2 separate regions of the Homo sapiens genome follow, and region 1 is linked to region 2. The links are chromatin contacts, found by Hi-C or POLR2A ChIA-PET in ENCODE. All regions are on one chromosome and are shown on one strand. Each heading gives the region's core, a stretch centred on a gene start or an enhancer-like site at or near the end of the contact. The rest is flanking DNA. Distances are from core to core; before and after follow the strand shown. Region 1 has its middle 200 kb from the start of TFAP2C. Region 2 has its middle 160 kb from the start of TFAP2C.

Evidence for each region. Hi-C counts contacts between places; a loop is a spot of excess contacts on that map. ChIA-PET counts read pairs that join two places held with the same protein, here RNA polymerase II (POLR2A). Pooled maps may share reads with other maps.
Region 1: a loop to region 2 is called in a map of transverse colon, with 9 times the contacts of the local background. The contact joins two enhancer-like sites. A Hi-C loop is called at or near these places in 3 of 168 maps with a recorded cell type or tissue (mammary epithelial cell, sigmoid colon and transverse colon) and 4 of 50 pooled maps. POLR2A ChIA-PET finds 5 or more read pairs at or near these places in 4 of 52 experiments (BJ, MCF 10A, Panc1 and 1 more).

The regions. Positions count from the first base shown.
Region 1 is chr20:56,822,011-56,829,340 of GRCh38, forward strand. No RefSeq gene overlaps it. Among named protein-coding and RNA genes, the nearest start is that of TFAP2C, 200 kb to the left of the region's middle. Within about 2 kb of position 5,166, at least 5 of the 41 ENCODE cell types and tissues checked have a DNase peak (open chromatin) inside an H3K27ac peak, as active enhancers do; they include mammary epithelial cell and transverse colon, where a contact is called at or near this core.
Region 2 is chr20:56,784,674-56,791,623 of GRCh38, forward strand. It overlaps the pseudogene RNU6-929P. Among named protein-coding and RNA genes, the nearest start is that of TFAP2C, 160 kb to the left of the region's middle. RefSeq lists enhancers at 3,688-4,447, 4,448-5,206. Within about 2 kb of position 3,763, at least 10 of the 41 ENCODE cell types and tissues checked have a DNase peak (open chromatin) inside an H3K27ac peak, as active enhancers do; they include mammary epithelial cell and transverse colon, where a contact is called at or near this core.

The DNA of each region.
Region 1 (7,330 bases), core at 3,916-6,415, 39 kb after region 2:
ACCAGTCTCTCTACCCTAGGGATGAGGCCAGGGTTTCGAAGACACAGACCTTTCAGATGGGAACTGCATCCCAAAGGTGGAGACGAGATGGAATTAATGAGGACAAGGAAGGAAGACCAAATGTGTCCTTCGCCCAACAGACACATCATCCCATTAGCAAACAAGAAACTCTTAGAGAGTTGGTGCTTTGAAACTCTCAGATTAAAATGCACTTTGATTTTAGCTCCCATGTTTCTCCTACCTCTTCCAGGTGTTTAGCATTGAGTATATTTTCTTTTGGGACTGGCCCCTGCAACTAATCTTTTCTGAAAAATAGACTTTGGGGTACCACCCTATGGATGTAAAGCAAAGAGTCTCAGCATGTAGTGTCACTGAGTTCAATGTATGTCTTTCCCCCTCTATGACACTGACAAAGATTTAAAGGATGGCAAAGCTCGTCGTTGGGGAAGACAAAGGGAAACTGCACCTGTTCAAGGCAGGGCCAACTGGAACAATCTTTTCTGATGGCAATTTGGCAGGATATGGCAAATTTTTATTTTTTAGAGAGACAAGGTCTCCCTCTTTTGCCCAGGCTAGAGTATGGTGGTGCAGTCGTGGCTCACTGCAGCCTCAATCTCCCAGATTCAAGTGATTCTCTCACCACTTCAGCCTCCCGAGTAGCTAGGACCACAGGTGCACACCACCACATCCAGCTAATTTTAATTTTTTTTTTTTGTAGAGATGAGTCCTTGCTTTATTGATCAACCTGGTCTCAAACTCCAGGGGTTCAAATGATCCTCCCACCTCGGTCTTCCAAAGTGCTGGGATTATAGGCATGAGCCAACAAGCCTTGCTGAAAAATTAAAATAAGGTTACACCTCAAAACTGAGCTAGGAATCATAGCACAGAAACAACCGAAATACTGAGCAAATAGGGTAATATAAGGATGTACACTTTGGCATAATTTCTAATACTTAAAAAACAATACCTCAACTAATCCTCAATTGGTTAAAAAGATGATTATACCTCCCAACACTAGGAGACACTTTGCAACTGCATCAAAATAAGGTGGAACTCAGCCAGCTGATCGAGGGCAGCAACAGTGAAAAGTCATATTGATAGCATGTACTTCTGAAATGATCTGATGAGAAGACACCCTACCTCTGTGGTCTTCCTCCCCCAAACCCACAATCAGTCTCATCATGAGGAAAACATTAGACAAATTTCAATAAAGCAGCATCTTACAATAAAGCCGACCAGTACTCATCAAAACTGTCAAGATCATTAAAAAAAAAAAAAAAAGGAAAGTGTGAGAAACTGTCACGGCCCAAAGGCGCCTAAGAAGATGTGATGACCAAATGTCATGTGGGATTCTGGATGGGATCCTGGACAGAGAAAGGGCATTAGATAAGAACCAGGGATGCTGGGCGCGGTGGCTCACGCCTGTAATCCCAGCACTTTGGGAGGCCAAGACAGCCGGATCACCTGAGGTCAGGAGTTCGAGACCAGCCTGACCAACATGGAGAAACCTCATCTCTATTAAAAATACAAAATTAGCCAGACGTGGTGGCACATGTCTGTAATCCCAGTTACTCAGGAGGCTGAGGCAGGAGAATCACTTGAACCCAGGAGGCGGAGGTTGCAGTGAGCCGAGATCGCACCATTGCACTCCAGCCTGGGCAACAAGAGTGAAACTCCATTTGAAAAAGAAAAAAAAAAAAAAAAAAAGAACCAGGGAAATCTGAATAAGGTACAGCTTTAGTGAATAATGATATATCAATATTGGTTCATTAGTTATAGTAAACGTGCCATACTGATGGAAGTTGTTAATAATAGGAGACATTGAGTGTGGAGTACATGGGAACTCCCGGTACTATCTTTGTAATTTTTCTGTAAATCCAAAACTGATCTAAAAATTATAATTTAGCCAGGCGCCTGTAATTCCAGCACTTCGGGAGGCTGAGGCAGGAGGACTGCTTGAGGCCAGGAATCTGAGACCAGCCTGAGCAACATAACAAGACCCTGTCTCCACAAAAAGTAAAATTAAAAAATAATTAGCCTAGTATGGTGGGGCACACCTGTAGTCCCAGCTACTTGGGAGGCTGAGGTGGGAGGATTGCCTGAGGCAGGGAGGTCGAGGCTGCAGTGAGCTGTGATTGCACCACTGCACTCCAGCCTGGGAGACAGAGGAAGACCCCAACTCTTTAAAAATATGTGTATAAATAAAAAAATTAGAATTACAATCTATTTTTCAAATGAGGTAGAGTCTACGGATGGATGTGAGGGTTGTTCAAGATGTATGATTGAATGAAAACAGTGATCTCACTTTTGTAAAACAAAGTTGTGTGTGTGTTTCTTTAAGTACAGACAGGGTCTGAAAAGATGCCCTTTGCATCATAAGAGTTACCTTGGGTGTTTGCAGTGAAAACAAGACCTGGGAGGGGAAATAAGTATTGGGAGGGGATCTTCTACACTACTAGTCAATGTTGAGTTTTTTCTATGCATGTGCAAGGCTTTTACAATATCTATTTTCAATAACTATATTTCAAACACATAGACACACGTGGTGAAAAAGCAACCCCATGATGTGCTGGGGGAAGGTAGAGGAAGTCCAGTTGTCTGCTTCAGAATCATTTTGCCTAAATAGGTACCATATTCATCTCCCTTGATTCATAATTCAGAGGCAACAGCATGGAAGAACTAGAATACTCTCAGGTTTCTGGGCACATAAAAATGGCATTATTTCTAGAAAGTCTGATTTTGTTTTTTTGTTTTGTTTTTTTTTTCCTTGTTTGTTTGTTTTTGTTTTGAGACAGAGTCTCACTTTGTTGCCCAGGCTGGAGTGCAGTGGCATGGTCTCAGCTCACTGCAGCCTCTGCCTCTGGGGATCAATGATTCTTCTGCCTCAGCCTCCTGAGTAGCTGGGACTACAGGCGTGCACCACCACGCCCAGCTAATTTTTGTATTTTTAGTAGAGACGGGGTTTTACCATGTTGGCCAGGCTGGTTTCGAACTTCTGGCTTCAAGCGATCCACCCACCTCAGTCTCCCAAAGTGCTGGGATTACAGGCATGAGCCACTGTGCCCAGCCTTAGAAAGTCTCATTTGACCAGCATCTGTGGATGCTGTCACTATGCAGCCATCCAATGGCTTGCTTTGGAGTGGCTGCCATTTACCAAACACTCCCTCCGTGGCCAACCCAGAGAGGGGCCCACACACGCCCTCCCTTAGTCCTCAAAATGATGTTCAAGGTAAATTTTGTCACCACTACTTTTTTACATGAGAGACCCAGGGAAAGTTACTTGTTACCCAGCCAGTAAGGGAAGGTCTGGGCTCCATTCAGAGCTGTCCAACTCGGGGGCCCAAGCCTTGAACCACTCGCTCCTGATCCTCAGGGTAGAAGCCATTACAAAGGGAACTGCTCGCCTGAACATGAAGTCCTCCTCTGCTAGAGACACACATTGTCACACAGATACTTCCAGTCCCACAGCTTTCTCCCAGATGAGGTCCCTGTTCAACAAGATGGTTCCAATGAGCTTGACTCTCCTCTGCCATTGTTTATATTTCTGGTGGAATATTTTGGCCCTATAACCAGGTGCACATGGAATTTTAGTAACAATCAAAATGTCCAAGGGTTCATGAGACTCAGCATGTGCTTGGCTAAGATGGGCTGTATGGAAAGTATATGTTCGCCAACAGGATTTACATTTTACTTATTTATTTTTCCTGAAATCTCATCAAAATAAAAATCAACCAGGTTGCCCCGAGGCCCTCACTGATGTGTGGGAGGTACACTGAATGTAATTCACAGCTGGGGGACAAAGAGCAGCACAATGGCACTTTGTGGCAGAGCGGGGCTAGGTGGGGTGCATGGACCATTCTCAGGAAGGCAGGGGGCCTTTCTCTCCTCCAACCCAGATGGCCTCTGGAGAGAAGAGCAAGTGTCCAAGAGACAGCGGATTGGAGCAGACCGACTGTCAAGTGGAGTCAGGCAAATCTTGTGGGATCCATGTTTCATGCCTCCCTTAAATTTTGACCTAGGCTGGGTGCAGCGGCTCACACTTGTAGTCCTAGCTACTCGAGAGGCTGAGGCAGGAGGTCACTTGAGCCCAGGAGGTCAAGGCTGCAGAGAGCTGTGATCGCACCACTGCACACCAGCCTGGGCAACAGAGCAAGATCCCATTTCTAAAAAATAAAAATAAAAAATTTTACCTTTAATTTCCACAGCTTATGCCAAGTATTTCACTTTCATATGTATCTGTCCCCAGATACCGTCAGACTCACCGTGCACCCAAGACAAACCATGAGTGGGACCACGTTTTTTCTTAAATCCCCCCTGACATGTCAGCTGGTCACATGGTCTTCAGCTGAGAATGCCCTTCCTTTAGACTTGTCATATGGCACGGAGATTCTGCACCTTGATTCTCTCCCACCAAAGTGCTTTTGATGAGGGAGCTCAGAGTGTATTCTTGGATGAGAAGGTCTGCTTCCAATTGGGAGTGGAGAGCTTTGCCTCCTATCCGGTGCCTTCTCCTTCCTGGGTATGTAGAAAATGTCACATGATTCCAGTGCAAGGAACTGGAAGCTGATTTCCTCGGCTGCCCTCACTGACAAAAACCTAAGTGTCCGTTCAACACATTTCTGGGAGGTGTTTTCATTTTTTTGCTTTTTTCTTCTTCCATTTTTATTGTTGAGTTTCATCTGGTGCAAAGATTTCCACTAGAGAAGTGATTTGGAGTATTGCGGCATTTCCTTTCTTAATTAATCCCAACTGGGGCTTTGTCTACAGAAAGCATCTGAGGTTGATGGCTTCATCACTGTGCAGCGGGCTCTTCCTGCTGCATTTGTAAACACCAGCCGGGCCACAGTGCTCCGGCCCCGGTTCTGGTTTGAATTAAAGCCCCGGCTCAGGGAGCAACCCAGCTATGCTTTCCTGTAAGCTCTGTCAGTTTTCCAAAGCTTGTTAACACGCTCATATAAAAGGAAATAGGACGAACTTCAAGGAATTTACAACTGGTCTTAAACTTCAAAGACGAAAGCTACATCTATGCAACATGTGCACACAAAACCAGTATGTCCCTCCATCCCCTCTCTCCCCAGATACAACCTAACCAGCACAAAACAAAACAGAATCCAAACTCATAAAAGTTTGCTTAGCAAATCAGGGATGGCTCTGTGGGTTTGAAACCTTGTGTCACAGCCCCAGTTACAACACGAGGCTTTTGTGCATTGTGAAACACCAGGCAAAATTAGTAAGTCTGATGGAAGACATGATAAATAGTTCTCCAGCCCTTGAGAGAGTGATACTCACCAGCCCAGCCTAAAAGATCGGCTCCCTTGTTCTTCCCCAAAGCAAAGCTGGCCAGGTGGGTTCGTCTGGAAGGGAGGGCCCGACCATCCTCATCCTCCTCACCTGCCGCCTGCCCCCGCCCGCCCGGCCTGGGACAAGGCTGAGCATATCCACTGCCTGGTGCTGACACAGGGGCTTGTGATGAGCCCAGGAGGGAGAGGTCGGGGCACGTTCCTCAGCAGAGGGTGATTCATTTCAGAGCCGTCTCTTGGAGATGTCGACAACAAATAGAAAGGCACAACTTTTAAAATTCCCTTTGAATGTTCTCCTTTCTCCAGTGAGTATCAGCAGATCCGATTTATCTCAGCCTGCCTGGGTGTGGATGCCTAAGCCCAGTTCAAAGATTCTCGTTAGCTTCCTTTGAGCGTTTCCAAATTGAAACCCAAATAATTCAACTGAAGGCCCCATTCATGATGCGGCGGGGGTTTGCTCAGCGCCTCATGAATTGTTGCATGCACACAGCAAACGCAAGGCCACCGGCGTGGGGCTGCTTTGCCCGTTGCCTTTCTGTCTTCCATGCTAGAGCTATACATGGTGATCGTAGCACTTACGGGCAACAGTGACAACTGGAGCAGGAGAATTCTCTGCTGCGGGGGCCGCCCTGTGCAGAGCAGGATGTGTAGCAACGTCCTCAATGCCAGGGGCACCCTCCCCTCCCCAACTTGGGACAATAGAAAACGTTTCCAGATATTGCTGAATATCCCCCGCGAGTAGAGTTGAATGACGAAATACAGATGCTCAGTTACATTTGAATTTCAGATAAACAACAAATACTTTTCTTCTGTCTTGTATCTTACATACTTTGGAGCACACTTATAGTAAGACAGGATTTGGTGTTTATGTGAAATTCAAATTCAACTGGTCACCCTGTATTGTTATTTGCTAAATGTGGCAATTCTACTGCAAAAGACATAGGAGAGCCACTGACTTAGGAGAAACAACAAGTCTAGTTTCTGGTCCACCCCATTCTTGGCCGTTTAAATTCCTCAAGCTTTCTTTCTTCAGTGTAAAATGGGATCATGATGTCTGTCCCCTTTCATCAATAAAAGGATCCAATGAGAGTGAGCTGCCACTGTGCAGGTGAATGCCCGAGTCCGTCAGTCCCTGCCCTGTCCAAGCCCGAGCCTCTCGGGGGGTCGCTCGCTCCTTCCCATTTGGACTCCAGTGTGGGAGGTGGGTGGGGGCCGCACCCTTGGCTCTTGACCAATCAGAGAATCATATTTCTCTAGAGACAGGGATTGGCTGAGGGAGGCCATGTGACCTGAGCAGAGCCAATGAGAGACAATGTGGCTTTTGCTGGGACTTTAAGAGAGAGGCTCCTGTCCTGATCCCCGCAACTGAGCCTGGAAGCTGTAAGATCAGAGCGGCTGCCACCCAGCCAAGCACAGCTGAGACAGGGTTGATTTTTGATGGAGCTGTACCCAAAGCCATCTCCTCCTCTGGACTTTTCTGTGCCTAAACCAATGCATTCTCTCTTTACCCAAATCGGTTGGAGTTGGGGGTCTATGCCACACAAGGCACAAGCAGCCCAGCTGATTCACGTGTGAGATGGTTTCCCCACGCCTTGCCCACTCTAAGTGTTCAGTAAACGTTGAGTAGGATTGTAACATTCTGCTGCTGTTATTTCTTCAATGGAACTACAATGTCTTCAGGTTCAGAGGCCACATCTTCCCTCACATTGGTTTCCTCGTGGGTAAACCAGACGCCTGGGGAGCTGGAATCAGAACGACTAAATAAAGGGGTGGATGGGCGGCTATACAGAAGGAAAGACGCATGGGCAAATTGACAAAGGGCATTATGGGATGCAAAAAAAAACAAGCAAGACCCTCCTCCTTGAGAAGCTCTTCATGAACGATCACTGCAGTGATTCCCCCTTTTCTGCATCCAGCCACCTTTGCACGGTGACTAATTCCAAGCTGGGTACCCCCAAACCCAGCTCCCACCTCAGGGCGTTTACCCTTTCTGGAACACCCTCTCCAAGTTCTGCTTGTGGCTCGTTCCT
Region 2 (6,950 bases), core at 2,513-5,012:
CGTGAGCCACAGCTCCCAGCCTATTAACCTTTTTTTTTTTTTTTAACTGCATGTTGTCATCATCTTTTATGAAGCATCAGTCACTTCCATGGCTTCATATCATTACAGCAAAGTCTGTACTGGAGAATATTTCACCAGTTCTTTAGTGCTGAGCCTACAGGCTGCTTTCAACATTTCCCATATAAATGATGTGGAAATACATTTCTTTCCTTATACGTAGTTTCTAAATAATTCCTTAGGAATAAAAAAAATGCACATTTTAAAGGACTTTAATATGTATTCCAAAACTCAGAACAGTTGAATCTGTTTCTTTCCTCCAGTTGTGAGGGTACCATTTCTCCATTTGGCTAACACCGTGGGTTACCATTCTTTTCAAATATTGCTACTCTGAAAGAGATACGGAATGATGTCATTACAATTACAATTTCCACCTCCATTGCTTGATTCCTCATGAATCTAAACATTTCTCCTGCATGCATTGCCCACTTTTATTTCCATTTCTGTGATTTGCCTGTCATTTTTCTTTAGCCATTTTTATGACTCTATACGAGCTTTGTCTATTTTAAGAGGCTAAATACTTTGTCATGTAGGTTGGGAATATTTTTCCTCATTGTTTTATGTCTTTTAATTGTATTAGTGATGGTTTTTCGTGTCCAGGAGTTTTAAAAATTAATTATAATGAATACAAGTTGTATTTATTTATTGTATACAACATAATGTTTTGAAATGTGTATACCTGGTAGTGTGGCTAATTCAAGCTCATTAGCATATGCATTACTTCATATACTTATTCTTTGTGGTGAGAACACTTAAAATCTACTCTTTTCCTGATTTTCAAGAATATCTTGTTGGCTGAGCACGGTGGCTTACACCTGTAATCCCAGCACTTTGGGATGCCAAGGCCGGCAGATCATCTGAGGTCAGGAGTTCGAGAGCAGCCTGACCAACATGGTGAAACCCCATCTCTACTAAAAATACAAAATTAGCCGGGTGTGGTGGCACATGCCTGTAATCCCAGCTACTCAGGATGCTAAGGCAGGAGAATCACCTGAACCCAGGAGGTGGAGATTGCAGTGAGCCGAGATCGCGCCATTGCACTCCAGCCTGGGTGGCAGAGGGAAACTGTCTCAAAAAAAAAAAAAAAATCTTGTTATTAACTATAGTCTCCACGTAGTACAACAGATCACTTGAAGTTATTCCTCCTCTCTAACGGAAAATTTGTATCCTTTGACCACCCCCTGGCAATCACCATTCTACCTTCTGCTTCCATGAGTTCACTGTTCCAGGAATTTATTTTTATTATTAAAAAAATTATGGAACGTTTCACAAATTTGCATGTCATCCTTGTGCAGGGGACACGCTAATCTTCTCTGTATCGTTCCAATTTTAGTGTATGTGCTGCCGGAGCGAGCACAGTCCCTGGAATTTTGGATGCTTATGTTGACTCTTCATGTTTTCCCTGGTGGTGTCTGCCTTCATAAGCCTAGAAGGGCCTTCAGGGGAATGGGTTTGAGGGCCCATAGCCACAGCGGGACAGTTGAACGAATATTCAGAGCAAAGCAGATGACACGGAATTTATAGGGCGAATGAGATGGCCTCTGGCTTCACAGAAGCTGTGTCAGTCACTCGGCAATGCAGCCTGGGAGGTGGAGAGCCCTCTGTCTTTTCTTAACTTTTATAAGGGTCTCTGAGCAACTCATTATGTGCAGAAAGAGCCCTGGGTAGAATCCTGGACTCTGGCAGGGCTGCCTACTCACCATGGAGCCTCAGTTTCTTCATTTGTAAAATGAACGAATGAGCCAGGATCGCCTCCTTGGACCCCCTGACTGCTCATGACGTATGGCCTTAAATATGGCTCTAAATGTTACTCCCCATGGAGCCCTTTCTAGGTATCTCAGGCCAGAGTCCTCAAAGGAAAGACATAAAGATTTGACTATATGAACATTAACAATCCCTGGACGTCAAGAAACACCACAAATAAAATTAAAAGACAAAGAACAGACTAGGAACAATGTTTTCAACAATTACGTCATTCAGCCTCCCGACTCAGCCAATGGGTGGATGATTCCTGACTTTCCTCCCCCAGAGGGGTGGGGAAGGTGCAAGGTGACTTGGGAAGACAGCCAGCTTGGGGCACAGGGAAGGTGCTCAGTCGAGGCTTTTCATTTTCTTGAATGAATGAATGAGTGAGTGAATGAATGATGAAATCTGCATCCTAGGTACTGTGTATCTTCCTTTGAATTCTGCCCCATTTATTTTTATTTTTATTTTTATTGTTATTATTATTTTTGAGATGGAGTCTCCCTCTGTCACCCAAGCTGGAGTGTGGTGGCGCAATGTCAGCTCACTGTGACCTCCACCTCCCACGTTCAAGCGATTCTCCTGCCTCAGCCTCTTGAGTAGCCGGGACTACAGGTGTCTGCCACTGAGCCTGGCTAATTTTTGTATTTTTTGTAGAGACGGGGTTTCACCATATTGGCCAGGCTGGTCTTGAACTCTTGACCTCAGGTGATCCACCTGCCTCAGCCTCCCAAAGTGCTGGGATTACAGGCGTGAGCCACAACGACGGCCTATTTTTATTTTTATTTATTTATTTTTTAGATGGAATCTTGCTCTGTCGCCCAGGCTGGAGCGCGGTGGCGCAATCTCGGCTCACTGCAACTTGCACCTTCTGGTTCAAGTGATTCTCCTGCCTCAGGCTCCTGCGTAGCTGGGATTACAGGCGCCACTACCACACCCGGCTAATTTTGTGTATTTTTAGTAGAGACAGGGTTTCACCATGTTGGCCAGGCTGGTCTCGAACTCCTGACCTCAAGTGATCTACCTGCCTCAGCCTCCCAAAGTGCTGGGATTACAGGTGCGAGCCACTGAATTCTGCCCTATTTAAATGAAGAGAAGACAGATCCTCGACCACAAAGAGAAAGTGGTTCGCTTCTGTTGCTTACTGTGGGGTTGGCGCTGTGGAACGTCCCAGCCTCCTCTGAATTCATCTGGAAAACGGGTTTAAAAATTCTTACTTCCCTGCCTCCTGCCTCCTCCCTAGAACGGACGTCAGTTGGGATGAATCAGAGCCTCGGTATTTTGGCTCAGCCGTTGTTTTGGCAATAAGAATGATTAAACAGATAGTTTATTTATTTTACTCTCATCTTCTGTACCCACATCTCTGGAAGAGCTGTGTTCATAGGTGTGGAGACAAGTAAAGAGCTTTCTGACGAGTCAGAAGCTGGTCATGGGAAGGAAATGAGGGCATCTCCTAGGTAAAGGAATTTTTATTTTCTCACTGGATTTCTTCTCACTTTAAACTGGTTCTTTTGTGTTCTTACTTGGCTGGGAATGTCTGGAAGTCAGCACTCCAGCTGCTGAACTCCAGAACTCAGAAAAGATGCACATAAATAGACTTTGGTTGCAGCATGAAATATTGGGTTAGACATCAAGAGGGACTTTCTAGTCAATGAGATTGTGTAGGCAGAGGAAGAAATGGAGGAAAATCATAAAACTTTCTACTCTGTGGGAAAGGTAGTTTTCTGGGAGGCACTCCAGCGCCTTTGGGTGAGACCTTGTGCCACGTTCCCGGAGGCCTGGGTGGCAGCAATGAAAGGAGGAAGTGAATGCAGCCCTGATGGCAGGCTACTGAGGACAACGCAGCACTGCTCTCCCATTTTACAGCTGCAGAAACCGAGGCAAGATCCTGCAACAAATATTTACAGAAGGTGTCTGCATGCCAGCCTTATTCTGAGTTCTGAGGACACCGCAGTGAGGGAGGCAGAGTACTAGCAAACAAGGTCATGAATATGGAATGTGATATTGTGCAATGATGGGGCTGGACAAGGAAGTGAGCGGTAGGGAGGGATGGAAGCTGCTGTTGAAAGAATGGTCAGGGAAGGCCTCTTTGGGGCAGGGTCATGTGAGATGAAATGACTCACCCAGGGTCATTTAGACCCCAGATACAATTGAGTCTGCTTCCCTGGCTCCTAGTCAGGGGTTCCTCCAGGGTGTTTTTGGGCCTAAGTAACAGAAAACCCAACTCAAAAAGGCTTACGCCAAGAAAAAAAAGTTTGTCTAAAAAAATCCAAGGGTAGAACTTGTTTCAGGAATGTCTTGATCCAGGATCTCAAATCACATTGCCAAGCCCTGCCCTCTCTTATGTCTCTGCCTCTTCCACAAGGGTTCTAACTCCCAGGCTCCCTGTGGGAGCAGGAAGGTGACAGTGTTTCCAGGCCCACGGCTCCCAGGTTCAAGCTGGCAAGAAAGAGCTGCTCCATCCTCATCCATTTGAACAAAAATGCTGGGCCTGACTCCCTCAGCCAGGTTTGGGTAACAGACCCGCTTTCTGAACCAATGGGAATAGCTAGGGGGATTTTCTGCATGGACTGGGCAGGCTGTGTCCCAGGCCCATCCTGGAGCCCTGGGCTGTGGGAAGGGAGGGAGCATCCCCAGGTGAAGTTTTGACCCTTGTTAGCAAAGGAGGAAGGATGATTCAGGCCGGCCCCAACCTAGCCATGAAAGTGCTGCCTGGCCCCCTCTCTGTACTGTGTCCACATCCATCATTTCCCCCAGGCTTTATTGAGCACCTGCTGTGTGCGTCCATCTCTGTTTCCCAGAGCTTAGACTTCAAGGTATAGGAATTGTTTTGTTTTCATTTTTTTTTATAATCCTCCAAGATCTTCCAGTCTACTTGAAGAAACAAAAGCCACATCCTGTTTTTTATCCTGTCTTTTTGTGGCTTGCTCATGGCATGAATTTTCTAGCTGTCAACAAAGGGAGGGGCGCTTTTGGGCTGGAGGAGTCAAGAGGCCTTCAGGAAAAAGGAGGGCTTTTGATACATTTTCTTTCTTTCCTTCCTTTCTTTCCTTCCTTCCTTTCTTTCTTTTCTTTCTTCTTTCTTCTTTCTTTCTTTTTTTTTTTTTTGAGACAGAGTCTTTCACTGTTACCTGGGCTGGAATGCAGTGGCCTGATCTCAGCTCACTGCAAACTTTGCCTTCTGGGTTCAAGTGATTCTCCTGCATCAGCCTCCCCAGTAGCTGGGATTACAGGTGTCTGCCACCACATCCAGCTAATTTTTTGTATTTTTAGTAGAGATGGGGTTTCACCATGTTGGCCAGGCTGGTCTCGAACTCCTGACCTCGTGATTTGCCCGCCTTGGCCTCCCAAAGTGTTGGGATTACAGGCGTGAGCCGCCACGCCTGGCCCAGTGCATTTTCAAGGGTGGCTTATATCAGGAGAAGGTTGACAGAGGCTAGAACTTGATAGTGCATGCAGGCTATGGTGAGCGGGACACACACCGTGTGATTATGACTTTTTGGGATGTGTGGTTAAAATGTGTGTAGTTCTTGAACCACTGAGGTTTATAAGATTATAAGGCAGGACACAGGCACATGTTTATCTTAGTAGTCAGGTATTTATTCCAAGTTTATGTTAGAAGCAACTATGTTATTAACTTATCAGACCTGGATAACATTGTTCAGGATGAAACTAAAATTAACAAAAAATAAAAGTGGCAGGGAGTCCATTTAAACAAATATCATACATATAGGTGGTAGCAGACATGGCAAAAATGTTGTTATGAGAATGAGTAAGGCTGGGCGCAGTTGCTCACGGCTGTAATCTCAGCACTTTGGGAGGTCAAGACGGGCGGATTGCTTAAGGTCAGGAGTTCGAGACCAGCCTGGCCAACATGGTGAAACCCCATCTCTACTAAAAATACAAACATTAGCCAGGCATGGTGGCGCATGCCTGTAATCTCAGCTACTCGGGAGGTTGAGGCAGGAGAATCACTTGAACCCAGGAGGCGGAGGTTGCAGTGAACAGCGGTCCCGACCCTGCACTCCAGCCTTGGTGACAGAGCAAGACTCCATCTCAAAAAAAAAAAAAAAAAAAAGTAAGTTTTGGGAAATGCTGGTCTAGCCCTCAGATTCTGGAAGCAGAAAGACATGGATTCAAATCTCAGACCCACCCCACATGTACAGTGAAGCTTTGGGCCAGCTGCTTCACCTTTCTAGCCCTCAGTTTTCTGACCAGTAAAATGGGGCTGAGAATGGGATAGGAGCAGTCTCACGGGAGATGTTCAGGAATCTCTGAGATGTGGTTATGTGAAATGCCTCTTCTCCAAGGGGACATTCAGTAAGTTAACTCTCCATAATCTGGATTATTTTTCCCAGGAAAGAAAGAAAAAAAAAAAAGGCCGTCCAGCTACATGTGCAGGAAGTGCAAGGGCCAGAGGTGGGAAGGAATGTGGCAGGTTAGGGAGACTGCTGCAGTGGGGTGGGGTGGTCCCTGCAGGAGAGAGCAGGGATGGTGTTGTGTCAGGGAGGAGAGGATTTGCAATTTTACAGGAAACCTATGGAGTAAATAAGCCTCCTCTGGGACTACATGTGGTACCTTGGAGGACGGGCTTACCTGTTTCACCCAAATCTCTTTTTGCTCCCAGCAGACCTCTGAGCGCCACTGTCCACCGCAGCCTGGGGCTGGGCTCATCTCTCCCCCATCCAGAGCTTTCTGTGCAGACAGATTCTGGTGAACCTGGGTTGGGCTCCATAGATTTAATCTATGTTGTTTATCTTTTAAACACCATTAACCACAAATTAGCTGATTCTTTTGTGGCTATAAATTAATAGATTCCATTAGTGAACAGCAAATTACAGGATGATTACTTTTCCTCCCTGAACTTGGAGCTTTTTTTTATAGCTTTTTGAGAGGGTTTGGTTCTGTCCTCTTCCTGCTGCCGCTTTCCTATCTAGGTTCTTTGTTCATTGGACCAAATCTTCTGAATGGCCCGGGAGGCTGAGAGTGGGTGACATGGACTATCTTTGTAATGAGGTTATAAGCCTGTTCGCTTTGCAGAAGCAAAACTGACTGGAGGTTTGTTTTCAAGAGAATTTTTGTTTCAATCACAGACCAAACCAGCAAAGTTGCCACCTCCTTTTACTCCTGCGTATAACATAAACACATCG